4 separate regions of the Mus musculus genome follow, and regions 1, 2 and 4 are each linked to region 3. Evidence: chromatin loops called from intact Hi-C (ENCODE). Cell type or tissue: left cerebral cortex. All regions are shown on one strand.

The links. Peaks named below come from ENCODE experiments on the same cell type or tissue, not always from the same donor. Only the 100,000 strongest peaks of a DNase experiment are listed, where the experiment ranks them.
Region 1: a loop joins it to region 3, with 2.0 times the contacts of the local background. A loop is called at or near these places in 11 of 42 quality-filtered maps.
Region 2: it touches region 3 in a loop (2.4-fold over the local background); 8 of 42 quality-filtered maps call a loop at or near these places.
Region 4: it touches region 3 in a loop (6-fold over the local background); 5 of 42 quality-filtered maps call a loop at or near these places.

What each region holds. Positions count from the first base shown.
Region 1 is chr15:89,426,665-89,434,664 of GRCm38, reverse strand. Chkb (choline kinase beta) reads left to right here and starts at 4,738. Exons shown (of 11, transcript NM_007692.6): 1 at 4,738-5,288; 2 at 5,508-5,616; 3 at 5,838-5,951; 4 at 6,121-6,254; 5 at 6,436-6,531; 6 at 6,650-6,708; 7 at 6,792-6,873; 8 at 6,996-7,104; 9 at 7,238-7,341; 10 at 7,773-7,854. The coding sequence starts at 5,065. Gm44502 (predicted readthrough transcript (NMD candidate), 44502) reads left to right here and starts at 4,738. Exons shown (of 27, transcript NR_004843.2): 1 at 4,738-5,288; 2 at 5,508-5,616; 3 at 5,838-6,254; 4 at 6,436-6,531; 5 at 6,650-6,708; 6 at 6,792-6,873; 7 at 6,996-7,104; 8 at 7,238-7,341; 9 at 7,773-7,854. It overlaps C730034F03Rik (a long non-coding RNA gene), which reads right to left and starts at 4,650. Exons shown (of 4, transcript XR_875570.1): 1 at 4,566-4,650. In left cerebral cortex, a CTCF peak has its summit at 4,012 (motif pointing right); DNase peaks (open chromatin) are centred at 3,996, 4,724 and 5,130; H3K4me3 peaks cover 2,076 bases; H3K27ac peaks cover 1,484 bases.
Region 2 is chr15:89,465,213-89,473,212 of GRCm38, reverse strand. It overlaps Arsa (arylsulfatase A), which reads left to right. Exons shown (of 9, transcript NM_009713.4): 9 at 1-737. Among named protein-coding and RNA genes, the nearest start is that of C230037L18Rik, 7.0 kb to the left of the region's middle. In left cerebral cortex, CTCF peaks have their summits at 4,436 (motif pointing right) and 6,959 (motif pointing right); DNase peaks (open chromatin) are centred at 4,468 and 7,966.
Region 3 is chr15:89,371,162-89,379,161 of GRCm38, reverse strand. Ncaph2 (non-SMC condensin II complex, subunit H2) reads right to left here. Exons shown (of 20, transcript NM_001115132.2): 19 at 7,919-8,000; 20 at 6,312-7,851. The coding sequence ends at 7,711. It overlaps Sco2 (SCO2 cytochrome c oxidase assembly protein), which reads left to right and starts at 5,271. Exons shown (of 3, transcript NM_001111288.2): 1 at 5,271-5,479; 2 at 5,560-5,739; 3 at 6,697-7,532. The coding sequence starts at 6,713. The coding sequence ends at 7,480. It overlaps Tymp (thymidine phosphorylase), which reads left to right and starts at 2,126. Exons shown (of 11, transcript NM_138302.2): 1 at 2,126-2,177; 2 at 2,405-2,585; 3 at 2,721-2,923; 4 at 3,562-3,660; 5 at 4,037-4,166; 6 at 4,287-4,405; 7 at 4,749-4,911; 8 at 5,000-5,230; 9 at 5,339-5,479; 10 at 5,560-5,739; 11 at 6,697-7,531. The coding sequence starts at 2,414. The coding sequence ends at 5,717. Odf3b (outer dense fiber of sperm tails 3B) reads left to right here. Exons shown (of 5, transcript NM_001013022.1): 1 at 1-92; 2 at 313-516; 3 at 723-827; 4 at 941-1,062; 5 at 1,290-1,713. The coding sequence ends at 1,466. In left cerebral cortex, CTCF peaks have their summits at 4,993 (motif pointing right) and 5,647; DNase peaks (open chromatin) are centred at 5,229, 5,614, 5,940, 7,025 and 2 more places; H3K4me3 peaks cover 2,774 bases; H3K27ac peaks cover 2,255 bases.
Region 4 is chr15:89,311,952-89,319,951 of GRCm38, reverse strand. It overlaps Sbf1 (SET binding factor 1), which reads left to right and starts at 4,641. Exons shown (of 41, transcript NM_001170561.1): 1 at 4,641-4,890. The coding sequence starts at 4,836. In left cerebral cortex, CTCF peaks have their summits at 3,601 (motif pointing right) and 5,240; DNase peaks (open chromatin) are centred at 4,590, 5,357 and 5,560; H3K4me3 peaks cover 2,286 bases; H3K27ac peaks cover 3,001 bases.

The sequences.
Region 1 (8,000 bases), 56 kb before region 3:
TTTTGGAGATGCTAGCCTCTGGCTGTGGTGGTTGACTCCACCCCCTTAGGGCCAGCACCTCTGCCCTCCACCTACTTTGGGCCTGTAGCAGCAGACTGCCACTGTTGGTTTGGGCTGCAGCCTGTTGCCACCTGTTTTGGCTCAACCATTACAGATTTCTCTCACGTGGACCAGAATTGGGTTCTGGTTTCCTCACAGGCCACCTAGCTTTCTCCTGTGCCCAGCTAGGAAATTGCCCCTGGTTCTAGGAAGTGCCCTCCTCTGAGGCCGTGCTGAAGTTTCAACTCTTTCCTCTCCCTAGGAGCCAGCTTTGCTGCAAAGCAGCAGTGTCTCTCAAAGGAACCACGCCTGTGACATGCATCTGGCTTCAGTTTCCCATATCTGCCTGGGAACCAGCTTTGTTTTTACACAGTGCATAGATTATCTCTACAAGTGCCCCTCCCTGGTAACCAAGTATTCAAATCTATGAGCCTATGAGGGCCATTCTTTTTTTTTTTCTTTCTTTTTTAAGATTTATTTATTTATTATATGTAAGTACACTATAGCTGTCTTCAGATACTCCAGAAGAAGCCATAAGATCTCATTACAGATGGCTGTGAGCCACCATGTGGTTGCTGGGAATTGAACTCAGGACCTTCTGAAGAGCAGTCAGTGCTCTTAACCTCTGAGCCATCTCTCCAGCCCCAATGAGGGCCATTCTTATTCAAAACACCACAGTCTCCCTTCCAGACCTACTTTTTTTTTTTTTTTTTTTTTTTTTTTTGAGACAGGATTTCATTATGCATCCTGGCTGTCTTAGACTCACTATGTAAACCAGGCTGCCCTCAAACTCACAGAAATCCACCTGCCTCTGCCTCCCAATGGTGTGTGCCATTATACCTGGCTCCAATTATTTTTTTGAACTGAGATGGCTTATTTCCATCAAAGAAACCTACTAGAGGGTTTTCAGGTTTTTTGTTTTATTTTGTTTTGTTTTTTTCCCCCCTCTCTGGTAAGATGGGCAGGCTAACTCACTCTCACTAAACCCAGGCCAACCCAACCCCAGAAGAAATGGTAAAGGCCCCCCCCCCCACCAACCCCCACTCCCCCCCCCCCCCCAACCTTATCTCACCCAATCAGGTTCCTGCTGTCATTCAAAATGACCCAACCCACAAAGTGTATACTGCCAGGTCCAATTCAAGCCCTGTCCAACACCCTACTAAAAACATTTAAAAAAGTCTGCCCCAGCTGGTCCAGCGGTGGGCAGCACAGGGGCTGGAAAGAAGGTAATGGTAGACAGAGACATGGGACTCTAGGTTCACCTCAGGAATGAACAATTCATATTCTTCCCCTGCTGTTTATGTATCATTTAGCTAGCTACTAAAGGCAGCTCTGCAATCAGAACTTGAGCAAACGGGCTCTTTGGCCCCTTTGTGTCCCCCCTTCTCTACTTCCCTGTCCCCGTAGTCTTGTTTTGCTTTGCAAGACATTCCTTCTAGGCCTTACTCGTGTGCCTGAGTTTTCCACAATTGTATATAGGTCAGAGTTTGGCCCGAGAAAGGAGCTGCAGACCATCTGGACACTCCCAGGGGCAAATGCTGCTCTGCCAACACATACACACACACATACACACACACACAGTGTTATTCAGTGAGCTATGACTTTGTATACTGTACTCTGTGTGTGTGCTATTTTTGCTGCAATAAACTTTGTGTGTGATAGACTTCAAACTTTCTATCCTATAATTATTTACTTGATGGAAAAACTGAAGCAAGAACTAGCAGGCTATAAGACTATTTGCCCTCTCTTGCAGGTTTGCACAAAAGTCTCTGTTTTGCACATTTCTTGAAGATTCTCTTGTTTTTGTTTTTGTTTTTCTATCCTTTAAGACAAACTGATTAAAAGTACACTGTAAGAGAGAAGCCAACAGTAGGAGTGCCTACTCCTGACACAGAGATTTGTCAACTTTTCCCACTGCTCAGTTTGTTAACCTGAGAAATTTATACTGAGCCCCAGGTGTATATGTAATACAAATAAACATACAAATAAACATTTGGTGATAACTCATAAAATACTTAAAAACAATTCTTAGGAATATGAAAATATATATATATATATTCTTAGGCCTAATATGTGTGTGTGTGTGTTTACCATTTGTTAAGGTGGGAAAAACTGCTTCCGAATGAGGCACATGCTTATGTTTAAATAAAACATTAAATTCTGGCCAGACATTGGTGGCTCATACCTCTTAACCATAGAACTCAGGAAATAGAGGCATCTCAGACCTCTGAGTTCAAGACCACCCTGACCACTCTGTACAATGACTTCCAGGATAGCCATGGCGACACAGAGAAACCCTGTCTCCAAAAACCAAAAACCGAACAAAAACCCCAAAACATTAAATTCTGGCTGAATGTTGGATACCCTGGGGTACAGAACAGTAACAGTTTTTCAAATTTGATATTCTTACTTTATGATTTTCAGTGCTGAGAGTTTGGCTTTAAATATGAAGTACAAAATAGCAGAAATATGTTTGGAGCCATTCATCGAGACCCTTGGAACTCTTTATGTCCACGAGGCAGATAAAGTTGCTCATGCTTTCCTTTGCTGTCTTCCCAGTCCATTCCTGGAGGAAGGATGGCCAAGAACCTGGCCAGAGACAGGAGACCTACGTCACCGGGTCACCAACTGTTTCAACAGTACACCACAGTCTCAAATACTAGCCAAGTTGGTGTGGCCACATGAAGTACGCATGCTGTGTGCTCAAAACCAAGGCTACAATTCAGTTATCTAGTGGTCAGAAACATCTTGAATTCCTTTGTCTTGATTTATTTTACATTAATTTCTGGTTATTATTTGTTCAGAAACCTTTACTGTCGCCAAATCTTTCACCAATCCCTACATTCAGCCAACCTCACGGGGTCATGCATGTCCCACAGGCTAAGAAGCTGACCTCTAGTAAGTCACAAAGGACAAGCTATGCCAACCCAGGCCTGACTTCCTGATAGGAGTAGTTATGTTAAAAAAAAAAAAAAAAGGCTGGAAAGATATGGTCTGGTCAGTCAGATAGCAGAATCAAGGCCACTTTCACCTAGAACCTCGGCCCAGAAAACAGAGCTTAGAACTCTTTCCCAGGCTCAAAAGCTAGCCAAAATAAAAAATAAAAACACCACCTAACATTTCCAGGCTGGTCCAGAGTTTTAACATTGCAACATAAAACAATGTTACCACCTACAAAGTTCATTCTCCACAAAGTTCACGGTCCAAAGTATTAAGGAAGTTAAAATACCCACCTGCACGTTTATCTGTCTGTGTCCTGACCCTGTACTCCTCTGCTTCTCCAGTGCTGGGATTAAAGGGGAGATAGCCTACATCTTTAAGCCAGCTCCCACAGCCTGGAGCAGGGGATGCCTCTCTCCAGCTCTCAGTGGGCCATGTAGGAAAACTGCTCATGGTTTTGACAATTCTAAAAAATTTTGTTTTGAAGTCAATTTTCTCTCTCTCTTTTTTTTTTAGGAGATCGGTCTGGAAACACCTCAGCTGTCTGCTTCACAGATTGCTCTTAAGGCTGCTCTCTGATTGGCTCCTCTGCTGCCACCCCATTAATTCTCTTACCACCTTTCTTCTCTCACTATGTAGCCTGGCTGGCCTGGAACCCAGTATATAGACTAGACTGTCCTCAGATTCACAGGTAATTAACCACCGATTTCAGTTTCCTGAATGCTTCCCCCGCGTTCTTATACACACACACACACACACACACACACACACACACCCCGCACCCGCACAATGAACTCTCTTCCCTTTTTTTTTTTTTAAGATTTATTTATTATATGTAAGTACACTGTAGCTGTCTTCAGACGCACCAGAAGAGGGCGTCAGATCTCATTACGGGTGGTTGTGAGCCATCATGTGGTTGCTGGGATTTGAACTCAGGACCTTCGGAAGAACAGTCAGTGCTCTTAACCACTGAGCCATCTCGCCAGCCCCCACTCCCTAGGCTTTCTAAAAAAGAATTATTTATTTTTTATGTGTATGAGTACACTGTGGCTATTTTCAGACACACCAGAAGAGGGCATCGGATCCCATTACATACAGACTGTTGTGAGCCACCACATGGTTGGCGGGAATTGAACTCAGGACCTCTGGAAGAGGGATCAGTGCTCTTAACCGCTTAGCCACCTCTTCAGCCCCATCCCTAGACTTTAAAGGAAAGTCTTTTCTTAACTCTAAGGTCTCATGTTCAATTCTCCCTCCCCTACACCGAAACTCGTAGCTTTGAGGCCCTTTCATTCTAATAAACCTCATCCTTCAGATGAATTATGGATTGTGTAAGCTTCCTTTCTAAGCTGACCATTAACGTCTCCCTCTTCCCGATATTTAACAGGAGAGAGACACACTCTCTCGAGAAAGAAAAATACTTTAAGTTATTGTGTTGGGTCACATTAATGGCGCTCATGCGGTCTATGCAGCGCTGGACACGCCGGACTGATTCTTATTACGCCTTCCAGCATCACATATACACCTGCTGCCTTGTGGAAAGGGGAATCGTTAGAACCTACGTTTTCATTCTTCCATTCACTTACCCCAACTGTCACCACAGGCTCGGCTAATCTACTCCCTAGTAGAGTGTCTCACACAGCAGCTGTTATAAAGGAGCCGCAAACTACCATCGTCCATTCATTGGCCAGAGCCTGGCTCGTAAGCTTTGCGGAGCTACTGTCCAACCGCCCACGGCGCTCGGGATTGGCCTACGTCACTTCCTTGGTTCCGGACACAGTCCACGCAGTAACTTGTTTTTGCAGAGACTGATAGGCGGATCGGGCGTGGCCCGAGCGCGCCCCACTCAGGGAAAGCTGCCGTCCCTCTTTGCCTTTGAGCGCCGCAGCCCTGAGAATCGCATCTGGCTTGGAAACGGTCCCAGGACTGGAGCCACCAAGAAAGCCGAAGGCAGTCGCGAAGAGCCGAGGACGCCCAGAGACTCTGCGGCTTCCGGGAAGCGGAACCGAGCCTACCCGGAAGGAGCCAACCTCACCTGAGGCTCGCTGAGCACCGGCAGGCGTTAAACCTAACGGAGCCCACGTCATGGCGGCAGACGGGACAGGGGTAGTCGGAGGAGGGGCTGTCGGCGGCGGCCTGCCCAAGGACGGTTTGCAGGATGCTAAGTGCCCAGAGCCAATCCCCAATCGGCGGCGCGCTTCCTCGCTGTCCCGTGACGCGCAGCGCCGAGCCTATCAGTGGTGCCGGGAGTACCTGGGCGGGGCCTGGCGCCGAGCGCGGCCGGAGGAGCTGAGCGTTTGTCCCGTGAGGTCAGGGGTCAGCCCTGGGGACCCTGGGGACACTCCCAGTTCGGTCGCCGTCAGTGCTACGCGGGGGGGTGGGGGGTGGGGGCAGGTCTGCAGCCTGCTGTGCTGGGGGGCGGGGTCCCCCTTCGGGACTTGGGAGGTCCTCTCGGGAAGGGTGTCTAGAGTGGGTCCCACCAATCGGGGGGACGACCCTTGCTGAGCCTGACCTGTGTGGATCTGCAGCGGAGGCCTCAGCAACCTGCTCTTCCGATGCTCACTACCGAACCACGTACCCAGTGTGGGCGGGGAGCCCCGGGAGGTGCTGCTACGACTCTACGGGGCCATCCTGCAGGTGAGGGAAAAGAAGGATCGTAACTTGGGAGTTCGGACATCTGGAGCAAGTGGTGCAGAAAGTGGTGTCTTATTTGTGTAGCTGAATATGCTGAAGCTCAAGAATTCTCAGTCAGTAAGAGCAGAAGTCCAAGCTATTGTAGATGAAGCCGATTTGGGCCAGTACCCACGTACCTCTGGCTTTTTCTGACATGAGCCCCTTTGCCATACATCTTTTATCAGGGTGTAGACTCCTTGGTATTAGAAAGCGTGATGTTCGCCATTCTCGCAGAGCGGTCTCTAGGGCCCCAGCTTTACGGAGTGTTTCCAGAGGGCCGCTTGGAACAGTACCTCCCAGTAAGAGCCCAGTTTTTGTTGTTTTTACCCCAAGTCTTTACCCTTCCCAAAGTCTGCCTTCACATCCCAGGTAGGGAAATTTCCCTAAGACCTTGATCTCCTCCCATCCCGTATCCCTTCCCCCTCCCGCCCCAGCCCCCTCACCACCCTGATAGGTTACTGGGTACAGAGCCGGCCGTTGAAAACTCAAGAGCTCCGGGACCCAGTGTTGTCGGGAGCCATTGCAACGAGGATGGCCCGTTTCCATGGTATGGAGATGCCCTTCACTAAGGAGCCCCGATGGTTGTTTGGGACCATGGAGCGGTGAGTCCAGTTTGGGATCCGTGCATCTAAAACTGAACCTCTAGTTGAGTGGATAGATACCCCAGTATCATGGACTCTGTTTCCCAGCCAAAGCCCAGTGACAGGACAATTTGGCCTGAAGAGTCGATAGAAGGGGGTGGGGAGAGATAGACAGAATGTTTCCCGTTTGGGCGGCTTCCAGGTACCTGAAGCAGATCCAGGACTTGCCTTCCACCAGCCTTCCCCAGATGAACCTGGTAGAGATGTACAGCCTCAAGGACGAGATGAACAGCCTCAGGTGAAGGCGGATGACATAGTGGGCGGGTGGGTGGCACTGGCATTTATCAGTGTCCTCTCCAGGATTTGTTGAGGGCTAGTCACAAGGCCTTATAGCCTACGCCTCTCTACCTCTACAGGAAGTTACTAGACGATACCCCGTCACCAGTGGTCTTCTGCCACAATGACATCCAGGAAGGTAGGAGAATGTATGTGAGTCTTTGAGCCCACGCCGAAAGAGGGCAGCATGCCCTGAAGTGACCAAAATCCCCATTCCCCTAGGAAACATCTTGTTGCTTTCAGAGCCAGACAGTGATGATAACCTCATGTTGGTTGATTTTGAGTACAGTAGTTATAACTACAGGTAAGTGTGGGAGGACTGCCTCCTGTGGGTCCTGTTCCTACAGGGTCCTGGCAAAACAGGCCAGGCCCTTCACCTCCACAGCCCCGCTGCCCATGGACTGAATGTTTGCTCTATCCTCCCAGGGGCTTTGACATTGGGAATCATTTTTGTGAGTGGGTTTATGATTATACTTATGAAGAATGGCCTTTCTACAAAGCAAGACCCACGGACTACCCCACTAGAGAACAGCAGGTATATAGTCTGGAGGTTGGGAAGAGAAAAGCCTTCTGGCTTCCTGTTCTGTTTCATTCGAAAAGAGGAATAAAGGCTACAGAGGGTGATATTCCAATCTCCCCAGTCCCTGACTCTTGTCCATTGATCTCAGCTCCATTTTATTCGCCATTATCTGGCAGAGGTTCAGAAGGGTGAGATCCTCTCCGAAGAGGAACAGAAGAAACGGGAAGAAGAATTGCTGCTAGAGATCAGTCGGTGAGAAAGGAGGGGAAAGGGGAGGGGAAAACCCTTCAGAAGAAAAAAGGAGGCCAGGCAGTGGTGGTGCTTAATTCCAGCACTTGGGAGGCAGAGGCAGGCGGATTTCTGAGTTCAAGGCCAGCCTGGTCTACAGAGTGAGTTCCAGGACAGCCAGAGAAACCCTTTCTCAAACAAAACAACAAAACAAAACAAAACAAAACAAAACCAAAAACAAAAAAAAGGAAAAGAAAAAGGAGCCCTGCAGGTAAGGTGTCAGGGTAGAGGTAGAAGACCACACCAGAGACTGTCAGAGAGAGTCTCAGTCTGGACGGGGATTAGGGAACTGGCAGAGCCGTGGATATTTTGGAGGCTGGGCAGCCCGGGCTGGAAGCCAGGCAGTGTGAAATGGGCTCTTGAGCGCACCTCCTCTTCCCACCCTCGTTCCCTAGGTACTCCCTGGCATCTCACTTTTTCTGGGGTCTGTGGTCCACCCTGCAGGCTTCGATGTCCACTATAGAGTTCGGCTACTTGGTAAGTAAGCCCTACTGTGGGCATGTTGGGTGGGCGCTGCAGAGTTGCTCCGGTCACGTCCTCCAGGAAAGCTGGGCAGGCCCTGGTGGCTTTGGGCAGAATGCTGTTTTCCAGGCTTCTCACACTGCATTTCGGACTTCCTTCCT
Region 2 (8,000 bases), 94 kb before region 3:
CTTCAAGGGTAGCCCAGGACCCCTAGCCCTGTCCTGAGTGTGTGATGGTTCACCAGAGGGACAGGGACAAGTGTGTAGTTTGTATCTGGTAATGTAATAACACCAGCTGAGACTTGAGACGTGCTAATTCATCTAGTCCTTGTGGTAACTCTGAGGTCAGTACTATTCTGCTGTGCTACAAGACAAGGACATTGACGCATAGGGAATCTCGTGGACCTTTCCAAGTCCGATGCCACCTTACCAGAAAGAGCTTGAGCTAGGATTTGAACCCAGGCACCCTGGGTTTAAAATTTGTCCCACCCTGGTGATCTGCGTGTGTCCATGGACACACCGCTGAAGCGAAGACATGTCCCTTCACAGAAACCGGTAATGAGTTCAAGTGCCAGGAACTGGGGGTGGGGGGAGTGGTGAGGGCAGAGGAACCCTAAAGATGCAAAGCACCTGGAAGACAGGCTTTCCTCAAGAAGCAATGCCAGAGGCCCTGGAACTGGTCAGCTTGGTTCTTTAAAGAAATCAGCTGTCTGGAGTTAGGTGATAAACTGATCATTCCGGGTAGAGTTAAAGGACCTGGGGACCCTGCTAGATCCCAGGAAGGACCATCAGCAGCTTCTGAGACTGCCTCATGGGGCTCACTTGTCTCTCAAGCTCTGAATTTCTCCTTTGTGCATACTTCAAGTAATTTTCTACAAAAAAAAATAATAAAAATAAATAAAATAAAATAAAGTTGTCTACAAAGTAATCTTTTAGAAGCATCTATCAGGGGCCAATAAGACGACTCTGGGGGAAAGCCCTTACCCTGCAAGCAACCTGAGTTCAATCGCCAGAAACTCCCCTGAAAAAGCCAGATACAGTAGCCCATATCTGTAGTCCCAGTATTCTTAGGGGGCTCAGGGAAGAAGAAAGGAGAATTGTCCAGAATCTTGCAGACCAGGTAGCCTAGAGTATACAACATGGTAGAAATAAGACCGTGCCTCAGCAAGACAGGAAGAGAACCAGATCCCCAAAGCTGTGTTCTGACCTCTGCGTATGCTCTGTGGCCCACACGTCTGAACTTACATGCATCACACATGTGCAAGCCATAACAGTAATGATAAATTAAAAAAAAAAAAAGCCTATTGAATTGGAGTCCACCATGCTCAAATTCCAAACTCCTTCAGTGAGCCACCATTTCCTTGGGCCCACTACAAGCTTGAGTGATCTCTCTACTGGCAATATTCTGTCTCAGATGTTAGCCTCTGTAAAAAGGGACTTTTGACTGCCTACCTGTGTTTTCATGGTATAGTGTGTTGGCATGTCCAGGTATATATGACATTTCAGGTGCTCTTCAGTATTGGTCACATTAGAACGGTACCCTCAGAGTATGTCAATATCTCTAGCCAACTATTGTTGCCTTTTTTTCAATGGGGGCAGACTTCCAGAGGGCAAGCATACAGCCTCTCTCCTTTAGGGTGGTGACCAATCTGAGCTGGTTACATTGCAATAATTGATCCAAGAGTGGCATGTGGTTGAGGTCGGAATGATCTGGGTGATGACCTAACTTAAGCAATGTTGCTGGTAACAGATAGAATCATGCAATTATTAAACCAGCTTGTCCAGATGCCTGCCTGGAGGAAATCAAATTTAAAAAGTAAATCTTGCCTGTTGATGTTTCTGCTGGTGAGCTGTTTGTCGCTTGCAGCTGATGTTGCCTGGCAGAAACGAGGCCTGAATGGAGTGAGTGGCACCCACTTTGAGGGGGAGGGGATGCCTTGTGGTACCAGATGCTTGCTTGGGGTCCTCCACATCTCCAATTTCCATATATCTCTTCCATAACTGCCACAGACCCTCTGGGTCCTTGTGTCTGCGTGGAACGGGTCTCTGGGGCAGGTGGGCAAAGCGTCGGATGAATTGACAGACAGATGCACACAGGAGAGATTGTGTAGAATCTGAATGTATCTGTCAGGTCGAGCATCAGACTTTTTGTAGTACAGAGAATACAAAGGGTTGGAAGTCACATCAGGCAAGGTACATTGAAGTTTACCAGATACAAAACAAAGGAATGACTTCTAAAGGAATTGCAGGAAACAGGTAAATGTTTACAATAAAGATAAAGCAGTCCTGCCTAGGATCAGCTTAATGACAGGCAAGAATTTCACACTTTAGTGTTAATAGCACCAGGGGGTTCTGCTCTTGGCAGGCCTCAAGAATAATGCAATGTCACAGACCCCTAAATTCCTAGGCCTTGCTAAATTCTTTTTTTTTTCTTTCCATTTTTTATTAGGTATTTAGCTCATTTACATTTCCAATGCTCTACCAAAAGTCCCCCATACCCACCCACCCCCACTCCCCTACCCGCCCACTCCCCCTTTTTGGCCCTGGCGTTCCCCTGTTCTGGGGCATATAAAGTTTGTGTGTCCAATGGGCCTCTCTTTCCAGTGATGGCCGACTAGGCCATCTTTTGATACATATGCAGCTAGAGTCAAGAGCTCCGGGGTACTGATTAGTTCATAATGTTGATCCACCTATAGGGTTGCAGATCCCTTTAGCTCCTTGGGTACTTTCTCTAGCTCCTCCATTGGGAGCCCTGTGATCCATCCATTAGCTGACTGTGGGCATCCACTTCTGTGTTTGCTAGGCCCCGGCATAGTTTCACACCTTGCTAAATTCTTATCTGGAGAATCTCCATTTGTCAAGAGAGTATACCAACTTCCTTTTGGTATGGAATGTAGCCTGTACTAAAGATTTCTATCTCAGTGAGATTCCCTGGCTCTTTCTGCAGACCAGTTGAGCCACTGGCTCCGTCTATTGTAATGCTTAATTAGTTACTGAATAGGTTAGCTTCCTTGCTGCCTTCTCACAAGATTCTAAACTCGGCGGCTTCTGGGATTTTGGAACACTGGGGAAACAGAATTAATCTTAAGAAGCATTTATAATAAAATATTAAAAGAGAGTTCGTAGATCCATACACCAGACTAACTCGGGAATAGAGTATGAGAATGAGATCGCCAAAACTCCAGGAGAGCTTCCTTGAAACTCTTTGCCTCATGAGTGGCTTTTAGGCATCACTGCCTGTCAAGCTGACTCGACCGGAGTGCCGTGGCACATAACCTCTTATCTGGTTGAGAAACTACACTGAGCACACTCCAGGGTCTGCTGTGTCCCAGGCTCTGCACACAGGTATAGGTTTCTTGGGGGCTGTCCAGCAGGAACTGATGCTGGCTTAAAGAGCTCCTTCATCATGTATCTAAGTGGAGGACTGGTCCCAGATGATTGGTACCTCAGTTCAAGATAGAACTGAAATAGATGGATTATCCATATGTCACATTCAGAACAACAACAATACACACAAAACAGTAGCCAGTCCTCTATCAAAACCAGTAAATATCAGTACTTGGCATAGGCTATGTTTAAATGTTGATCCCATCATATTTACTTATACTGTAGTGCTGGAGCAAGGTGTTCCCAAAGGATAGACATGAACTTAACACAGGGATGTGAGGTGCACGGGAGACTTCAGTGCCTTAGAAACCATGGAATCTTGCAGAGTGTGGTGTGTGGGTATTGCCTAGACAGACAATAGAGAACCTGGGGGCGCTATGGTCTGAATAGGGGGTGACATGAAGCATGTGTGTAAATAAGGCAATCTATACACTCAGGATTTCCATATTTTCTTATATTGTTCTGTGGTTTACACTTTAATAAGATATGTAGCAGTCCTTCAAAGTGACAATCTTGGACATTTGAGAGCATAATCACAGAGTAGGAATTGGCCAGGCAGTTTAGCTGCCAGTGTTTCTTTTCTATGATGCATATGCATGCATAAGTGGCTCTATAAGCTCTCTCACCTTTCTTACTCTTCTCTCTCTCTCTCTCTCCCTCTCTCTCTCTCTCCCTCCCCCCACCCACATGTCCATGGCTGGCCTCTCTCCCTCCTTCTACCTTCTCCCTTTCTCCAATAAAGCTCTAAAACCATAAAAAAAACGCATGCATAAGTGCCTGTTTCTCATCATTTTAGCCTACTGCAACATAGTCTCACATAGGCACACTTGTGTGTACTTACCTGTGCCTACACAAATACACAGGCATATCTATACTCACACATGTGCTACATGTGTGCACAAATTCACACAGGCATAACATGGATATTCATGCAGATACATGTGTACAGATACAGGTGTGCTCACACATGGATGACACAGGCATATGCACACAAACACACATGCACCTGAATATATACACACATTCATTCATCTATTCACTCAGTTATTATAGCTCCGAGACTCTGCCCTGACAAGATTCTGATTTCACCATGTTTTCTGTGCAGTTCTGAAGCAAGGAGCCATCAAAGGCCATCTTCCTTTATCATTTCTGTGCTGAGGTAAGGGATGGAGGGTGGGGGAGCCAGCACCTTTCCCTAGGAGCCCAAATTGTCCTTTTTCATGCATTTTTCCCAAGTGACCAGAAGGGGGAGTAGAAGGGAAGGTTTCATGGAAGGATGTTTCATTCAATTCACCTCTTTTCTGAATGTTTTGAGGCACGAGTCACTGGGCTAACTCCATTTTGTCCTTCTCTGGCTCTATTATTTTTATCTTTAACTTTTTTCCCTCCTGAGTCAGTGCCTCCCTCTGTTACTTTGTGCTGGAATGACAGGACTGATGAAAACTGCTTAACATCTTTACATCAAGGAATTCAAACCATCCCCCAAACAGATAAGCCTTGCAAGACAGATCACCGCTCAAATAATGGCGACGACCTCTGATGGCAAGGTTGCCCCTGGAGAATCTTTTAGAAACCAGATGGTTCTCCTCAAGTAATATGGTCACTTCTCCAGAATCCCTTGTAGAACAAAAAAACTGAAAGAATGACCTGACCAAGATCAGCTCTCCTCTCTGTTGTGTAAACTCTCAGCCCCCACGCCCGTTCATTGCCCTTTTCTATGAAATCTCAAGTTCTTGTTAGCCTTTGAAGGTCACCTCAAGATTATAGAATCCCTCTGCTCTGCGCAACATGGCTACAAGTGATTATATCCTTCTATACTCGCCTTTTTTAAATTGGTGTTTTTGGGATGGGGGGACCAGTCTGTTGATACTTCTAGAACTAGATACTTTTGTGAGTAACAATGTATCATCAGACCAGGCAGACACTCCATAACCTTAGTCTGGGTACACAGTCCTGCCATACTCAAATGTTACTCTCTGTGGTGTTAAAATATTTAATAAATAGTTTTATTTAGCACTAACCCTTGGGTCACCATGAACACTCCCCTTAGGAGTCAAAAAGTCCTATCTAACCATCAGTAACAAAGGAAGCGTACATGTAGCTGTGTCCCTTCAGCCTCCCTCTGATCCTTTGCGGGAGGAAAAGTGTACGGATGATACCATGTGGGTCCAAGGTACCACTTGTTATTCACAGGTGCTGCTAGATCGTACATAAACCATTCATGAAGCAGTCTTGTAAGCACACTTCTAGGAGAGACCTGGGTCCTCCCTCTTAGACAGCCTCCTCAGGAGGAATGAACATGAGGGAGAAAGACTCTGGGGTCATCTAAGCTGCTACACTCCCAGGCCCAGAGAAGGAAAATTTCCAAGTGATTGAACTCATGATTCTACAGTTCTTGACCCTCTGCACACACTGCAACAAAATGGACCAAGAAGTATATTAGCCATTGAGTGTCTAGAGCCTGCCCACCTCAAGAGCTCCTGATTCCCTGTGTGGACTCCAGCCCATTGCAGAGAGTGTATCTCTACTCCCCTACGCTTCAACTGTCCCCTAGAAGAGCTAGATAGTACCCACTAATTCCTCACAGGGCCAACCCCTTTTTAGTGGCTTTTGCTTTTAATTCCTTTGACCCCAGTATCCTCCCAATAAATTCCCTTTTAGATATTTCTACTGGTTGGTTGTGGTCATAGAATATTAGTTGACCCAGAAGGAAATTAAATACTTACACTCGGGCCTCCTACCCCCCAGCAAACGCTTGACCGTCTGTTAATATTGTACCGTTGTGCCTGGTAGAAGAGACTGGAGGAGCCAAGCCCAGCAGTACAATATTCACAGAAGGTTCAGAGGTAAGTGGCATATTCAGGATGGAGGGACAAAGGCCTTAGGGACCTGTTACCTTATCTTGGAAGAAGGGCCCTTCTGAGGAAGGAGCAATATCCTGACAGTATGACTCCTTTTGTAGTACTCCGAATTGAATAAGCCTTAACTGAGAGCATCCCAGTGTGAGCTGGTGTAAGGCTCTGTCTTCCTGGCAAGACAAGGCCATTCCCCTCTCAAAATCAGAGCAGTTCCCAATTACCTGTGTGAGGTGAGACTCTCAAAGGATAGGCCCTAATATTCCATGGTGGAAGAGGAGGGAAGGGTCACGATTCTTTATTTACAAGGTGTCCTGGCTAGTTTTTTTTTTTTTTTTTTTTTTTTTTTTATCAACTTGCCGCAAGTTAGAGTCACTGGGAAAGAGGGAATCTCAATTGAGAAAATGCTTCCACCAGTTTTGCCTGGAGGCAAGTCTATGTGCATTTTCTTGGTTAATGACTGATATGGACCCAGCCCACAGAGGTGGACAGTGCGGCCCTGGGCAGGTGGCTCTGGGCTATATAAGGAAGCAGAGTAGCAAGCCAGTAAATAGCACCCTTCCAGGGTTCTGCTTCAGCTCCTGCCTTGAGTTCCTGCCCTGACATCCTTCATATACTACCCAGCCGACTAATCTCTAAAAAGAAATTTTGTTTTTTTTTCATTTTCCAAGACAGGGTTTCTCTTCATAGCCCTGACTGTCCTGAAATTCACTCTGTAGACCAGGCTGGCCTTGAACTCAGAGATCCACCTGCCCCTGCCTCCTGAGTGCTGGGATTGAAGGTGTGCGCCACAACTGTCCTATTTTTCATAAGTGAAATCAATGCGTTTTTCAGGCTTTCCCTTGGCTTCAACTGTTTTTTTTTTTTAAAGATTTATTTTATTTATATAAGTACACTGTAGCTGTCTTCAGACACACCAGAAGAGGGCATCAGATCTCATTATAGATGGTTGTGAGCCACCATGTGGTTGCTGGGATTTGAACTCAGGACCTTTGGAAGAGCAGTCAGTGCTCTTACCCAATGAGCCATCTCTCCAGCCTGCTTCAACTGTTTTTAAAGTTTCTTCTCAGTAGTTTTCAACTCACAATCTCTAACATAGTGAGTATAATTCTCCATATTTCTCTTAATATTTTATTAAAAATATTTATAAGCAAAATTTTCATATCATCGTAATATTCCAATTGTGTAGCTATACCTCGATTTAGTAAACTGTTGCTCAATAGTTCATTGCTTGTATGCTTTCTTTTGTTTTGTTTTGTTGTTTCCATTTGTGTGTTACTTGAAGCTGAACCCAAGGCTTCATTCAGGGAGGCACACATTTCAACATGAGCCACGCTCTATCCTACCTTCAGTAACTTAAATTAGAATATAAATCAACATACCTTGTGCTTTGTAGAAAACGTTGTCTTTAGGGTGCTTCTCTTGAGCTAGGTTTCCACAAGTTAAGAGTACCAGAGTGTGATGGTTTGTATATGCTTGGCCTAGGGAGTGGCACTATTAGGAGGTGTGGCCCTGTTGGAGGGGTGTGGCCTCATTGAAGTAGATGTGTCACTGTGGGGGTGAGCTTTAAGACCCTTATCCTAGCTGCCTGGAAGCCAGTCTTCTTCTAGCAGCCTTCCGATGAAGATGTAGAACTCTCAGCTCCTCCTGCACCATGCCTGCCTAGATGATAGTGGACTGAACCTCTGAACCTGTAAGCCAGCCTCAATTAAATGTTGTCCTTATAAGAGGTGCCTTGGTCACAGCAGTAAAACCCTAACTAAGACAGAGTTAGAAGTATTCCACAGAACTCTGAGGTTTTTGCATCAAACCAGATGCTGCACTGTCTGGAGGATCTAGGGTATTACAGCAACAAGGAATAAAGCAGGTGACCCAAGGATCCGGGCTCCTAATGCCCAGGGGGATGGTTGCCAGGCAACAAACAGGGACTGGCAGCAGGTGTTCAAG
Region 3 (8,000 bases):
GGTCGGCACTTGGCGGCCACATCGGCCCCGCGGCCCCATCGCGGCGCTCTACAGAGGCCCGGGGCCAAAATACAAGCTGCCAACGAACACCGGTAGCAAGGGCGGATGCAGGGGAGGAAACTGGGAAGGTGGGACTGTGGGCGGTCTACACTGGTGCCAGGAGGCCAAGGAACTGGAGAACTGTGCCCGAAGCAAAAAGGGAGGGCAGAAGATTAGAGGTTCTGTGCGGGAGCTGCGTTGGTGAAATGGGAGAGGGAACAGAGCTGGCAGCCTCTGGGTCTTGCGGGAGGTGACGCGGGAATGCGCCCCCAGGTTACAAACTGCACGACCCGTCTCGGCCGCGAGCCCCCGCCTTCTCCTTCGGCTCGCGTCCACCCTTGCGGCATGCAACCTGCGGACCCGGGCCGAGTTACCTGGTGCCTGCTCGCATGACTGTGCGCGGCACAGTTGGCTCCCCGGCCTTCTCCATCTACGGTCGCCTAAGCCACACGGCGCCTGTCCTCACTCCGGGACCGGGTCAGCACCCTGGGGCCCGGGTCTCCCCAACGTGGAACTGCCTCCAAGAACGCCCACCAGGAAATTCCCCGGGAACCTCCTACCCATACCCAAAAACCCGATCCTCACTGTGGCTCCCATTTCTCCCTAGTGCCAAGACCCCAGGCTAGGCTTCCCGTAACTTACCCCACCCCAGTTCTGGCCCACACTCTTGGTCCATCCCATAGGCAGGTACTACCCAGAACGCGCGAGAAATGTGACGTACCCCAGCGCTCCTCGGCATACCATCGCTCCCCGAAACTGGGGCATCCTCGCAAAGCAAGAAACCCCAGGTGAGGCCTCAAGGGCTGGATCCAGCACTAGGGACCTTCCTATACCCCAACCCGCAGTCTGCCGTAAAGGCAAGGAGATTGGACCATTGGACCTCTTGCTGACTCCTCCTTAGGCCCTGGGTCCTACACCGTGCCTTCGCTCTTGGGCTCACGAGTCATAAGCAAAGTCTCAGCCCCAACTTACTCCATCTACAGCCGCAGCCCTGTGGGCAGCTGCTTCGAGGACCTCAGCAAGGTGGGGAAGGGTCTGCCCGCTGCATATGCAGTCCCTAGTAGTCAAGAGAGTCTGTGACGTTGGGGGTGGTGCAGAACTCCAGGCACCTCACCACTCAGGAAACTGAGGCAGGAGTTCAAAGCCGGCCTGGGGTACATAGTGAGATTTTAGCTTGAGGAAAAAAAAAAAAAAATCAGCTGATCACAAGGAACAGAGGCTGTACCCAGCACCCATCCTGTCCTCCTTAGACCCCAGGCCCTTGTGCCTACCACGTAGTGAATCCTATGATCTACAAGACTCGAGCCCCGCAGTTCACGATGCTGGGGAGGACTCTGCCACCCCGAGAGAACACCAAGAAGCCAGGACCTGCATCCTACAGCGTGGACAAGGTGGTCTGGAGTCGAGGGTCAAGGGGCAGGGGATGAGGGACTGAGGTCTAAGGCATGGGTCAAAGTCCCCAGGGAAATGGCATCCCTGTATGAAGCCGAACAGCTGGCTCGGTAAGGTCAGCCTCGTCTCCCCGACCCGCAGCACCGGAAGCCTTGTGGCTGGAGCTTCGGGATCAGACACTCAGACTACCTAGCCCCCATGATACAGTACCACGTGGACGACTGATGCCTGCAAGCACGCGCGCACAGGCTCTGGGTTGTTTACTTAAAGCTTTCTAAGTCAGTGCTGTGTGTCTCTCTTTCTTTCTCCGAAGCGGGCAAGGAGGGGTGGGGGAGGAGAGGACGAGGTGAGTTCGAGCATTGATTGTCTCAGTGGTATCTGAACCTAGAGATCTGTCGCTTGCCTAGAGATCTGTCGCACAGGACAAGCAGTGCTCGGGACCCATAGATACCAAGACCCCAGGGAACTGGGCAGAGCGAACTCCGGTCCGGAGCGCTGTAACCCGACCCTTAAAGGTCCTGGCAATGCCAATTAGCCAGATAGCAGGTGGGGAAGAGCTTAAGTGGTGATTGGCCTTACCTTGACAAGTGCCGCCTACTGGGACAGCCCTATTTTTCCACTATTCCTAACCGTAATCCTGGACGGTGAACTGTCTCCTCTGTACCTAAGTCCACGCAGGACTGAGGGATAACAGGCTGGAACCGAGCCAGATCCAGAAAACTGGTAAAGGCCCCTGAATTGAATAGGTACTAGACGTGGGCGGGGGAGTGCGGGGTGGGGGGAGTGATTTGTGAGGTCGAGAAATGGAAGCCAGATGGGGTTGGGAATGGGACAGTGCTGGATAGAGAAAAACATGAGACTGGTGAGTGCCAGAGACCCTGTAAGAGCAAGGTTTGGACAAGTGACCATGGATTCAAAGACCTGGATGGGGTGGAGGTGGGGAGTTCCAGTGGTGTCTCAATATCCCTTACAGACTGGAGCAATGGCAGCTCCAGGGACACCACCTCCCTCGGCCTCAGGGGGAGGAGGTGGGGAGCCCAGGCAGCTGCCTGAGCTGATCCGCCTGAAGCGAGATGGAGGGCATCTGAGAGAAGCAGATATCAGAAACTTCGTGCACGCGGTGATAGATGGAAGAGCACAGGACACACAAATTGGTGTGTGGTAACTAGACCCCAACACCCCTTCCAGCTGCCCCATACGCACCTCAGGGATCCACAGTACCCCACCACCATCACGGCCCCAGAAAACTCAGACTGCGTGAACACCTCGCTCATTGTATCCATACTTAGGGGCCATGCTAATGGCCATTCGGCTGCAGGGAATGAACCTAGAAGAGACATCTGTGCTGACTCGGGCCCTTGCAGAGTCTGGGCAGCAACTGGAGTGGCCCAAAGCCTGGCACCAGCAGCTTGTTGACAAACACTCCACAGGAGGTGTGGGTGACAAGGTTAGCCTGGTTCTGGCACCTGCCCTGGCTGCATGCGGCTGTAAGGTTAGTGACCACGTCCTCTACAGACCTCTGACCCGCTCACAGGAACCTCCAACCCTCCAGCCTGGCTCAAAGCTCTCAAAGACAAAATCCAGGGCAGTCCCATCGCTCAATACACAAATTCCACCATGGAGTAGAGTTGCCTCTGTACCCAAGAGGACCCTTTAAGAGCTAGCAGGCCCCACAAAGAAAGAGCGGGGCCTTCCTCTTCCTGTCCTTCAGACTTGGGCCCCAGATGAGTGTGTGCCAACTCCTGACCTACTGACAAACTGCTCCCACCAAGTACAGTTTATCTTCCTTTCCACCAATTGGGCACCCTCATTAACTGTTTAAAAGACTCTAAAATAGCCGGGCGTGGTGGCGCACGCCTTTAATCCTAGCACTTGGGAGGCAGAGGCAGGCGGATTTCTGAGTTCTAGGCCAGCCTGGTCTACAAAGTGAGTTCCAGGACAGCCAGACCTACACAGAGAAACCCTGTCTCGAAAAACCAAAAAAAAAAAAAAAAAAAAAAAAAAAGACTCTAAAATATAACTGCTTTTTTAAAAGTAATTTCATATGAGGATAGGATAGGTTCTTAGTAGAGGATAGGTAAAATGAGGTTAAGGGCCTGCGTGGGGGCAGTCAGCATCCCTCTCCACCAGGTGCCAATGATCAGCGGCCGCAGTCTGGGACACACAGGGGGCACACTGGATAAGCTGGAATCGATTCCTGGGTTCGGTGTCACCCAGAGCCCAGAGCAGGTACAGGTGGGCCACTAACTGATCAATGATCTGGGTTGAGGGAGTCACTGGCCCGAATCACAGGATGATCAATGGACAGGTTATTTATCTGGGTCACTAATGAGAGAGAACATTGACTATTCAAAAGGTCATTGGTTGTAAATAGGCCTGGAGTCATCGAGAGAACTTTGATCGGGATCGTTACTTGGGAACAGGGAGAAGCCACTGATTAGCTGGTACGCATTAATGTGTCTGTCATAACTAATCGGGATCCTTGGTAGGTTAGCCATCAGAACCATACTGACTCTCGCTGGCCATGTTTTGAACTTCTGTTGGGTCAGTGGTCAGGGCCAGTGGGTGGGTCCGTCCCTAGAAGTTAATGAAGGTGTCTGAGCAGATGCTGCACATCCTTGAGGAAGTCGGCTGCTGCATTGTCGGCCAGAGTGCAAAGCTGGTTCCTGCTGATGGGATCCTGTATGCTGCACGAGATGTGACAGCCACTGTGGACAGTGTCCCACTCATTACAGGTGACCTGAAACGGGGTACCCTGACTGACAGACAGTCCGCTAGGCACTGCCGCTTTTCTCAGAGAGGCAACTCTTCCTGTGCCCAAGTATACCCTGGGATGATGTTTCTGGTCTTCGCAGCTTCAATCCTCAGTAAGAAGGCCGTGGAGGGACTGTCCACTCTGGTGGTAGATGTTAAGTTTGGGGGAGCTGCAGTCTTCCCAGACCAGGAGAAGGCCCGAGAACTGGCAAAGATGTTGGTGAGCCGTGCTAGGCCACAGTGCCCTTTCTATGAAGGGACATGAGCCTCACATTCCGTCCTATCCCTGCCTCTGCCCACTCAACAGTCCTGGAAGAATAAAACGGCAATTCCTCTTTCCAGCCCTCCTACCCTATCCAATCAAAGCTGTCCTGACTGCGGACCTGGGGAAATCCTCCACAGAACCCCCGCCACTTAGGGCAACCAACCAGAACACCCCCATCCCCTCTGAGGCCTGGCAGTGTTGGTTTCTGATCTCTAACCTAAGCCTTTACTGACACCTTAACCCAGGGACAGCAGGTATGGGATTTGATAATGCCGGATACTGAATAATGCCTCCCCAGGTTAGAGTGGGAGTGAGCCTGGGGCTGAAGGTCGCCGCAGCCCTGACCGCCATGGATAACCCTCTGGGCCGCAGCGTGGGCCATACCCTGGAGGTGGAAGAAGCGTTGCTTTGCCTGGATGGTGCGGGGCCGCCGGATCTGCGGGACCTGGTCATTAGGCTAGGTGAGAGGGCTGGAGTTAAGACCACCAGTTTGTATGCCAGGAGCTCTCAATCCCTGCAGCTTCTGAGCTCCACCCCGCCCGCCAGCAGGAGGCGCCATTCTTTGGATTAGCGGACAGGCGGAAACACAAGACCAAGGCGCCGCCCGAGTGGCCGCGGCGTTGGATGACGGCTCCGCGCGGCGCCGCTTCCAGCTGATGCTTTCGGCGCAGGGCGTGGACCCCGGCCTAGCTAAAGCATTGTGCTCCGGGAGCCCCACGCAACGCCGGCAGCTGCTGCCTCACGCCCGAGAGCAAGAGGAGCTGCTCGCACCGGCAGACGGTGAGACCGGATATCAACGGCACCAGATCCCACCCACTTCCTCTCCCGATCTTTCCTGGTCCTGGCACGTGCCTCCAGTAGGTTCTCAGTGTCCACCCTCTCCCTTAGGCATTGTTGAGTGCGTCCGAGCGCTGCCGCTGGCCCGTGTGCTGCACGACCTCGGAGCCGGACGCAGCCGAGCGGGGCAGCCGATCAGACCGGGAGTGGGTGCCGAGGTACTGGTCGACGTGGGCCAGTGTTTGTCCCGAGGTAAGCGCTGTCTGGAATCCATAAACAACCCTTCCGGTCGCCCGCTGTGACCTAGGTAACCGCCTCTGTCGCTCGCGCAGGGACACCCTGGCTCCGCGTGCACCTAGACGGCCCTGCGCTCAGCAGTCAGCAGCGACGCACTCTCCAGGGGGCGCTCGTGCTATCAGATCGAGCACCCTTCAAGGTCCCTTCACCCTTCGCTGAACTTGTCCTCCCACCGACCATCGCACAGCCCTAAGTCTCGAACCCAGCTCAGCCAGGTGAGTTCAGTTGGGCAAGTCCTCCCCCAAGGGGTGGGACTGGGTGAGGACGCTGTTAACATGTGGCCTCATACTCTGCTGCTACTGCTTCATCTAGCTTATCACATGAGCTAGAGACCTTCTGAGGCCCAGAAAATGGACATATTGGGAATATTTGCCAGTCCCATCTTCTCGGACTGGTCCTAGCTCAGGGCTGATGGTGCCCTGGACGTATCCTCCATCTCATAAGAGATCCAGGTTGTAGCCACACGGGGGCAACATACTGGGGGAGCCCAGTAGGCTGGATGCCAGTGGCTCTAAATGCTAGTTGTAACAACCTTCCCTGGGGAGAGGGGGGGGGGGGAGGATGAAGGGAGATGGCAGGGCTGAGGGACTGCAGAGGGGCAGGGTACGGCATCCAGTTAAGTGCAGAGGAGTCTGCCTGCCCAGGAAGGTGAAGGTCAGACAGTTCAAGGCACAGTGGGCTGAGCTGTGTTACATTACAGAAAACAAGCTGGAGGCACTTGTTTTCTGCTGAGCCCCAGATTACCCTGAAGTGACCCTAAAGCTAGAAAGGATCACCTCTTAAAGGTGGTCAGCCAGAGGATCAACAGCCTCCCTATAAAGAACAATTTATTGTAAATAGACACATGCATCCCAGTGCCCAGGCAAAGCATATTCGCGGTGCTTCCAAGAATCCACAGGGAGGCTTGGCAGTTGTGGCGTGGGTTCTCCAGAGGTTGGGGTCATGAGGCTGAGACTCCCTGGTTAAAGACGTAGGTTAGAGCAAACCAGCTATGGACTTTTGGTGTTGCCTGGACTGCATGCAGCTTACGGCAGAGCAGTTCTGAGTTGAGACGAGCCGGTGCAGGCAGCTAGATAACCTGCTTGAATGTGGGGCAGATGCTTGTCCAGCAGCGGAGGCCTAGACATCTTGTCCATTCTTTTCTGACTTTTGCCACCTTTGTTCTTTTCCAGGAGCTTCAGGTCCACGATGCTACTGGCTCTAGGGCCCAAAGCTTGGCCCAAGCTCTCTCAGTTCAAACCCCTCCTCAGGATCTCAGGAGGTGAAACTCTGCATAGAAATTCCCGACACTGGGCAGGGCAGGGCCAGCGCCAAGGCCCTGGGCTAAGAACTAGACTGCTGATCACAGCCCTGTTTGGGGCTGGGCTAGGCTGGGCCTGGCTGGCCGCGAGGGCTGAGAAGGAACAGTGGCGCCAACAGCAGCGTACAGAGGCCCTGCGCCAGGCTGCTGTGGGCCAGGGTGACTTCAGCCTACTAGACCACAAAGGCCAGCCTCGATGCAAAGCCGACTTCCGAGGCCAGTGGGTGCTGATGTACTTCGGTTTTACTCACTGCCCTGATATTTGCCCCGATGAGCTGGAAAAGCTAGTGCAGGTGGTGCGGAAGCTAGAGGCGGAGCCTGACCTGCCCCTGGTGCAGCCTGTCTTCATCACTGTGGACCCAGAACGAGATGACGTGGCAGCCATGGCCCGCTATGTGCAAGAATTCCACCCAAGACTGTTAGGTCTGACCGGTTCTACAGAACAGGTGGCCCATGCTAGTCGCAACTACCGCGTATACTACAGCGCTGGGCCTAAGGATGAGGACCAGGACTACATTGTGGACCACTCCATTGCCATCTATCTGCTCAACCCTGATGGTCTTTTCACCGATTACTATGGTCGCAGCAGGTCAGCAGAGCAGATCGTAGAGAGTATACGTCGGCACATAGCTGCCTTCCACAGTGTCTTGCCCTGAACTATACCTATTGCCTAGGCCCTGTCATTAAATGGATGTACTTAATCTGTGCATGTGCTCTGTACCAGCAGCTCATTTAAATAGTCTGTCCGGTGAACAGGTGGGGTAGCAACACTTTATTAGGCTAGGCCAGCCAGGAGGCAGCACTGGAGTGAATGGCCCCATAGCACATTAGGGGCAAAGACCTCCAGGTATATACTACTTTCCACCCCTGCCTCAGTGCTGTCCACTCAAGGCTGGGCCATGGATGGTGCAGCATAGGTCTGGAAGCGGGTGTGGGCTCGCTGGTGTGTGAGCAGTCTCAGAGACATTGTGTCCACAGCTGCCTCCAGTCCTGGCTGCTGAGTGATCTCCACTGTGTAGTCATTAGCCTGTGGAAACAAGGTGTCAGTAGAGTCCAGGGCCGCTGCCCCATCCCTTGTGTCCCAGGCCACTTACCAGTTGCAAGGAGGCCAGCATGGAGCGGCACACCTCAAAAGCAGGCTGCCCTGCTACAAGCTCTGAAAAGGGACACCATTCA
Region 4 (8,000 bases), 59 kb after region 3:
GGACAGCTGACAGGAGTCAGTGCTCGCCTTCTACAGAGTAGGGCCTGGGGATCAAACTCAGGTTTATGAGGCTTGGTGGCAAACACTTTGACCTGCTGAGCCATCTCACGAGCCCTTTGTCGGTTTGTTTGTTTGTTTTGGTTTTTCAAGACAGGATTTCTCTGTGTAGCCCTGGCTATCCTGGAACTCACTCTGTAGACCAGGCTGGCCTCGAACTCAGAAACCCCTCCCAAGTGCTGGGATTAAAGCATGTGCCACCACTGCCTGGCTTTTTTTTTTTTTTTTTTTTTTTTGGTTCAGCTGTCAGTTTATAATAATAAATAATAAAATATATAATAATAAATAATAAAATATATATAATAATAAATAATAAAAAACATTATTTTATGTGTGTGCATGTTCTGCCTGTCTGTCTGTCCTTGCAGTGCGTGTATACCTGCTGCCCTCTGAGGACAGAAGAGAGCATCAATCTTCCCGGAATTTGAGATACAGGAGGGTGTAAGCGCCCTTGTAGGTACTAGGAAGCAAACCTGGGTCATCTGAAAGAGCAGCCAATGTCCTAAACATTGAATCATCTCTCCATGCCTATCCGTTTTTTTTTTGTTTTGTTTTGTTTTTTGTTTTTTCTGTTTTTTGGTTTTTCGAGACAGGGTTTCTCTGTATAGCCCTAGCTGTCCTGGAACTCACTCTGTTGACCAGGCTGGCCTTGAACTCAGAAATCTGCTTGCCTCTGCCTCCCAATCAGTTTTTATTTTTTAGGTTACATTTATGTGCTAGTATGTGGGTATGAGCATCCCAAAGTCAGAGAATAACTTGTAGGACTCAGATATCTCCTTTGCCACGTAGGTCCCAAACTTAAGAGTACGTAGGGCATCGCACTTGGCAGCAAGCACATTGGTCCACTGAGCCATCTCACTTGCCACAGATTTTCTTTCTTTCTTCCTTTTTCTTTTGAGGCAGGGTCTTAATATGTTATATATCCCAACCTGGCTTGAATATGAACTCTCTCTGCCTCAGTCTCCCAAGTGCTGGGATCCCAGGAATGCACCAATACATAAGATTTTTAAAATTAACGTATTTATTTTATTTATGAGTACATTGTCAGTGCTCTTAACCAGTGAGCCATCTCTCCTGTCTGCTACATAAGATTTTACATTTGGGACAGGTGGAGATGAGCCTTGCTGAGAGAGAGGACTGAAGTCCCCTATGCTGTCCTTCCAAGCTCTGGGTGACAGGACAATTGCCGCTTCCTGAGCTTATTCAAGTTTTATTCCCAAGCTCATGGCAGGTAAGGATAGGGATAGTCTCTGACCCCTAAGTTTCGGCCTGACTGTCTAGTCTGCTTCTTTCCCTTCCACCACGGTCCCCACTGTCATCATTTGACACCTGTTGTATACAACTGCCCATGTGGCTTCCCAGGGGAAACTCTAGCACCTTTTTCTGTTAACCTTTAGTTGCAGAAGCTGCCTTTGGGAGTAATGTGCAAGCTGGCAGGGCCCCAGCACTTTTGACTTTTAAATGGGGTTGGGGGTGGGGAGCAGACAAGAGTTTTCTGGGGGGGTCTGTCCTGGGATCAAAGGGTTGTCTGGTGTTGGTGACATTGGGGAAGACTTTTGAGTAGTGGCTCTCAACTTTCCAGTGCTGTGACCCTTCAATACAGCGCCTCATGTTGTGGTGACCCCCAACCATAAAATTATTTCCCCCTGCCCCCTGCTTGCTCCAGCCCAAAGATTTTTTTATTTATTTATCATATGTAAGTACACTGTAACTGTCTTCAGACACCCCAGAAAAGAGCATCAGATCTCATTACAGATGGTTGTCCATGTTGCTGCTGGGATATGAACTCAGGATCTCCGGAAGAGCAGTCAGTGCTCTTACCCATTGAGCCATCTCTCCAGCCCCCATAAAATTATTTTTGTTGCTACTTTATACCTGTAATTTTGCAACCGCTATGAATCATAATCTAAACGATTGTGCTTTCCGATGGTCTTAGGTGATTCCTGTGAAAGGGCCATTAAACTAATCCAAAGGGGACTTGACGCACAGATTGAAAACTGATACTTTAATATTCTTGGGGCAACTTCACCAAGAGATATTGTTTTCACCAAGAGGAATAAATTTGAGGTTTGATCCCAATGGTGAGGATTTTGAAAGTGAAAGACTTGGTGCACTGAGGGAACTGATACAGAGCAGTGGGAAGTGCGTAGGTCGTTGGGCAAGGCAGGTGACTCTGGAAGGAAGGTAGTGTAGATGAGTCACTTTGGGGGCCTACCATAGGATGGGAATGCTTTTGTTTCCTCTAGGAAAAGCCAACTCAAGGCTTAGCTGGCCATCCCCAAAACACAGGAAGATGTTGGAGAGTGAAGACCAAAAGACAACTGCCTACTAACCAGCAGGCGAGGGAGTATGTTTTGGGAGTATCCATCCAACACAAGCGAGGCTCACTGTGTCACTGTGGGCCACCCTACTCTGTAGGGGGTACCCATTTATCTCAAGTTGAGTCAGTTGTGTCATCAAGAAGGGTCGCCCCACCTTCTTAGGTCTGCAGGATACAGATGGTGAAGAGAATACATAGCTGGGTGAGACGTGGGCAACGAAAAACAGAGGCAGCAGTCTGCAAGGAGACAGGCGTTTGGAGGTGTGCATGTGCATAGCAGTGGGATGCGAGAATATTGTCTTGGAGGAGGGCCTACACTGGTTGAGGAGAGGAGACGACAGGCCCTTGAGGAGAAGAAGTCGCTAGCAGGTGACCTGGGGATGCAGTGGTTAGAGTACTCAATTTAGAGGCAAGACACTTGAGGATAGTTGGAAAGGACCCCCTGCCAGGATTGGGGTTCTTTTAGGTAATGACACTGGGCCCCAGTGGTCATGGGAGGAATGGGGTACAGGATCCTTATAGTTTCTAGGAGAGGCAACCCCAGGTTCAGACACCAAGTCAAACTTGCCTGCCACCATTTTTTAAAAAAATTTATTTATTTTATGTATATGAGTACACTGTAGCTGTCTTCAGACACACCGGAACAGGGTATTGGATCCCATTACAGAAGGCTGTGAGCCACCATGTGGTTGCTGGGAATTGAATTCAGGACCTCCAGAAGAGCAGTCAGTGCTCTTAACCTCTGAGCCATCTCTCCAGCCCCCTGCCACCATTTCTTACGAGTATAGAGACGAGTTTTAGTTGATTGACAGAAGCAGCCAACTCAATCAAGTTCAAACACAGGTTTTAAGCAGAAAGGAAGATTTTGCAGCTCACCTGGCATTGGCAAAGGAGAGCTAGGTTTGTGTCTCTGTGCACAGAACTTTCCTAGGACAGTCTTTTCCTCTTCCCCTCTTTTATTTATTTTTATTTTATCTTATTTTTTTCAAGACAGGGCTTCCTGGCTGTTCTGGAACTAGCTCCGTAGACCAGGCTGGCTTCAAACTCCATCTGCTTCTGACTCCCAAGCGCTTTAATTAAAGGCGTGCGCTGCCACCACCACCATGACCACCAAGCTCATCCCCCTCTCTTAAAAAAGACATTTTCACTTTATGTGTATGGGTGTTTTCCCTGCATGTATGTCCACGCACCACCACAAACACGTTCCGGAGGCCAGAAGGGGGCGACAGATCCCCCTGGACCCAGAATTGCAGGCGAGGGTGCTGCAAATCCAGCACAGATTCCCATAACCTCTAAACTATCTCTCCAGAAAGGCCCTTATATCTCCTGTTTTTTGGACACATGGTTTCCTGATGAAGCCAAGGAGACTGGACTGGAATTCATGAACGACCTGCTTCAGCTTCTCAAGGGCCGAGACTCTTTATACACGTACACTGACGACTGGACTCGTCTCTCCTGAGATTGCTTTCATTCATTCTCCAGATCTTGCAGGTGGAGGGAACACGATGCTAATAGGTGGCTTGTCTTTCAGTTCTCACAGAAAACTAAACTCATCAACAAGCAAGCCTAGTCCTCCCCCTTTAATCTCCTGGTCAAGGACCTTGCCTCTCCTACAAGTGTCCATTCCTGTATTACTGCAAGAGGCCTGGCCAACCCCCTGACCTCCAGGGCGATCCAACTTCGCAGGAAGGTGACTCAAGCTGGAACTTTTTTTTTTTTTTTTTTAAATGCAGGTGTTGGATATCCCATCCATCCAATGGTGAAATATCTAGCTGCCCCTTTTTGCACTAGGAACTTAAAAAAAAAAAGCCTGTAAAGTCTTTCCCTTGGCCACCATAAGATTGGCAGGGTGAGTGGCGAAGCCATGACACTCCTCCATCCCCCAGCTCGGTCCTCTAGTTTGGGAGACTGGCTGGACAAGGCCTGAGCTCCACTGGTTTGCTTCAGGCAGACTGAGCTGGACCACGCCCCTGACCCTCGGAGTTAGGCTCTCCCAAGGGTGAGGTCCAGGTCTCCCTTCATTCCGGGGCTTCAGTTCCGACGGGGAAGTATGCCCTAATCCTGACCGGTGGTGCTTCAGGTCGAAATGTCGGCCGCGGGACCAGGGTAGCTGACCCGCCCCGGCCGCCGTAAGCTTCACCCGCCCAAAGGGTTGAGCCGGTCCTTGAGCATGAGGTAGTAGGCGGGGCAGCGCCCTCTGGACCCGCCCCATGCGGAGTGGCCCAATGGAAGCGCACTGTGCCAGGTCCCGCCTACACGGGAGGGGCAGAACTGCGCAGGCTCCTGAAGCGCCCGGGCGGGCCGGCTGGCTGGGAAGATGGCGGCGGAAGCCCTGGTCAGCGGCGCCGCAGAGGAGCGGGCCCGGGGTGTCCCAAGTGTGCAGCTTAGGGCCAGCGCCGGGCCATGAGCGCGCCGCCATCGAACCCTCGAGCCGTGGAGCCCGCCTGCGCCCCTTGCCATGGCGCGGCTCGCGGACTACTTCGTGCTGGTGGCGTTCGGGCCGCACCCGCGCGGTGAGTCTCAGCGCCGAGGGGGACGAGCTGGGGGGGACTGAGGGACTGGGACTGAGGACTCGAAGCTAAGAAGACCCGGCCGGAGGCAGGGTCAGGAGTTGGGGCCGAGCTCTCGGGGCTCTCGAAAAGAGGCCTCCGTAGTTATTGGCCACGGTGGCGTCGGGGCAACCCGCGAGGACCCCGGACGACATGGCCTGTGTAAGAAACATCCCTCCTACACCTGGGCACCTGCGTCGCTGTTCCGAGGTGGGCAGGGGCGTGTCGCTCGGGCGTGGGAGGCTGGAGGACCCTGCTGCAGTTCGGTCTCCCCGATTCCAAGTTGGGTGGGATGGGCTCACCCCGCCTTGGCCGCCTGCCGGTGGCTGGGTCTGGGAATTTCAGAGAGGGGGGCGGAACGTTTTCGTCTTCCAGCTTCTCTGACCCAGTGCTAGGTCTGAAGCCTCAAGCACCGCTTGATGGGGTGCAGTGGAGGGGGAGGGGTTCGTCGGTGGTATGGAGCCGGACTTCAGACGAAAGTGTCACACTTGGAGGAGAGCATTCCTGGTGTTCAAGCCTCTAAGCCAGGCCCCTCAGCGGGGGATCAGTGTGGTGATCTAGGAGGCCCTGATCTGGAGTCAGCACCTGTGTCTGAGAGCCCTTCAGTCCTGGGGGTAGGAGAAAACGGAGCCTGACAGTGACATCAACCACAGCCATGGAGACAACAGTGTTGGGGGGTGTTGGCTGGAGTCCTCAGTGTGCCAGGCCCTGCACAACCCTTTGTGTGTATGATCTCATTTCTCCCAATAGCCCACTGAGATTGCCTTGCTGTTGCCCTATCTTCAGCATAGAATCTGGCATAGAGAAGTTGAGTGTGTGGGTCTGGAATGGAGGCTGGGACTTGTACTCTGGCTGTCAGAGTCCACCTGCAGAGGGGCGGTATCTTAGGGACAACTGTGGCCAGATGAGGTAGCCCCTTAATCCCTAGATGTAATGCTTCCTACCGTGTTCCAGTTATCTATTCCACACAGTTATTCTGCTGCTTCTCAGACCAGCTGTCACTGTCACCATTCAGGACCCAAACTTTCTTCTTTGCCTTTCTTCTTGCTAAGTCTCCACTAGGACTGTTCCTTTGTTTAATGTCCACATGATGGACCCTGTATGCACTGGAAAACACCACCACCACCACCACCACCACCACCACCACCTCTGTCTTCAGATCTGTTCAGTACCCTCGCTTCTTTCTGCTCTCATGTATTCAAGTCTATATCTTTTGGCACTCAGTCCCGAGCATCTGTCTTTCCCTCCAAAGAGGGAGTTCTCAAAGGCAGAGACCACATTGTGTTCATCCCCCTGTCCTCCTTGAGCAGGAGGCTTGCCACCAGTGTTGTACTGGCACACACAGGGAGAACCTGTGCTCCAAGGCATAAGTGAAGGCCAGTGAGGTGCCTCCTCTGGAACGGAGGAGGAGTACTGCTGGAGAGTGAGGAAACCAAGCTGGCTGAGGGCTGGCTGGGGTCTCGGGCTGGGCGCTGGGCCAGGGCTGGAGGAATGGAATGGACTTGGATGGTGGTGAGAAGGTTATGAAGAAGGTCCTGTGAAACAGAATGTAGGTAAAGGCCAGGTTGGGGAGGTCTGCTGGGAGTGGAGTAAAATTGAGGGTGATGTGTGGGTAGCTCCATGGGAAGTTGCTGTGGCACGTGGGGGCTTACTGATACAGCTGTACAAGAGGTGTGGACCTCTGACCTCTGTACAGGACGGGATAGAAGGCTGAGGCCAGAGGTGGCTACTTTTCCTGAATCACCGGTGTGATGGAGTAATTCTCAGATTACCCATCACTGTGGCGACTGCAGGCCAGTGAGCTCTCTAAGCACTGCCTTCTAGGGTCAGAGTTGACTGGTTGTTGGCTGACCACTCGGCTTCAAGGCATTCCTTTGAGGAACCAGCCTGGAATCGGGTTTCTGGGTGTGGGCTGAAGGCAGATCTATAAGGCAAGGGATGTGAGTACCAAGAACAAAAGACCCCAAACTGAGGAGCACACTGAAGATTAGTTGTCCTTCCTTTGTCACTCTTCACCGTTGGCTTGCGCCAGTTACCGTGCACTCTCGCCTCAGTTTCCCCGTCTTTATATGGAATGGGCCACATGGAGCTGCTCTGAGGCTGTCAGGAACACTTATGCGTAAAGATATAGCACAGGACTGGCCCAAGGAGATAATTTACATCTCAGATCTGAGTAGCCGATGTAAGAACGCTAGGTAGGTGTTTCTGAAGAAGGTGAAGGGCCCTCTGTGTGCTGACTGACCTAGGATGCAGGGTCCTTTAGATTAAGGGAATACGCGTGAGAGGATATCTCAGTTTTGTTCTGAATCAGAACTTTTTCTCTGCAGCTGCTAGGAGTCAAACCTTGGTAATGAATGCCTTTTTAGAGAGGTAGCATTCTGGTTGCTAATGGTTACAGTTGGTGACTTGTGGGCAAGGCTACAGACAATAAATGCCTGAGCTGTGTGTAACCCTTTCCCTTAAGACTCTATAAAGTAGAGGGTGTAGATGGCACAGCATAGACCCCGCACCTGGTGAGTAGGGCTGTGTGCTTTGTCCTGTCACTGAACTGGACACCTTTTTTAGAATGAGGAACCAGACAGCATAGTTTGAGACCCCTGCCCAGATCCCAGACATGGTCACTTAATTGCTTGTAGCTTGGGGAGTCCTCAAATGGGAACACCAATTATCAGACCCTTTACATGACTTAAACCTGACAGGTACCCTTCTACTACTTCCTGTGAGGAAAAGCTACATCTCCATCAACCAAGAAAACTATTTGTATTTCATGACCTGGCCTCTTTCAGCCTTGATGGTAATGAGGTGGCCACATTCTTGGGCCCATCTACTGTCCCCACCCATGGGCCTGCCCTCTCTCTGGATCAGGTTGGGGCTGTTTGGGGTGGCTGCAGTTCCCTCCCAGCTCCCCCCACACCCTGAGAGTTTAAGGGTCCAAGATCTTGGATTAAAGTTTCTGTGGTCCGTTTATAGATTGGGGGTAGGTCAAAGAGAACATCTGAAAGAGCTGTAGGCTCCTGCTGCACATGGAGTCAGCTGTAGTTTGCCTGGAGCATTGTGTCTTCGTGTTCAGGTCT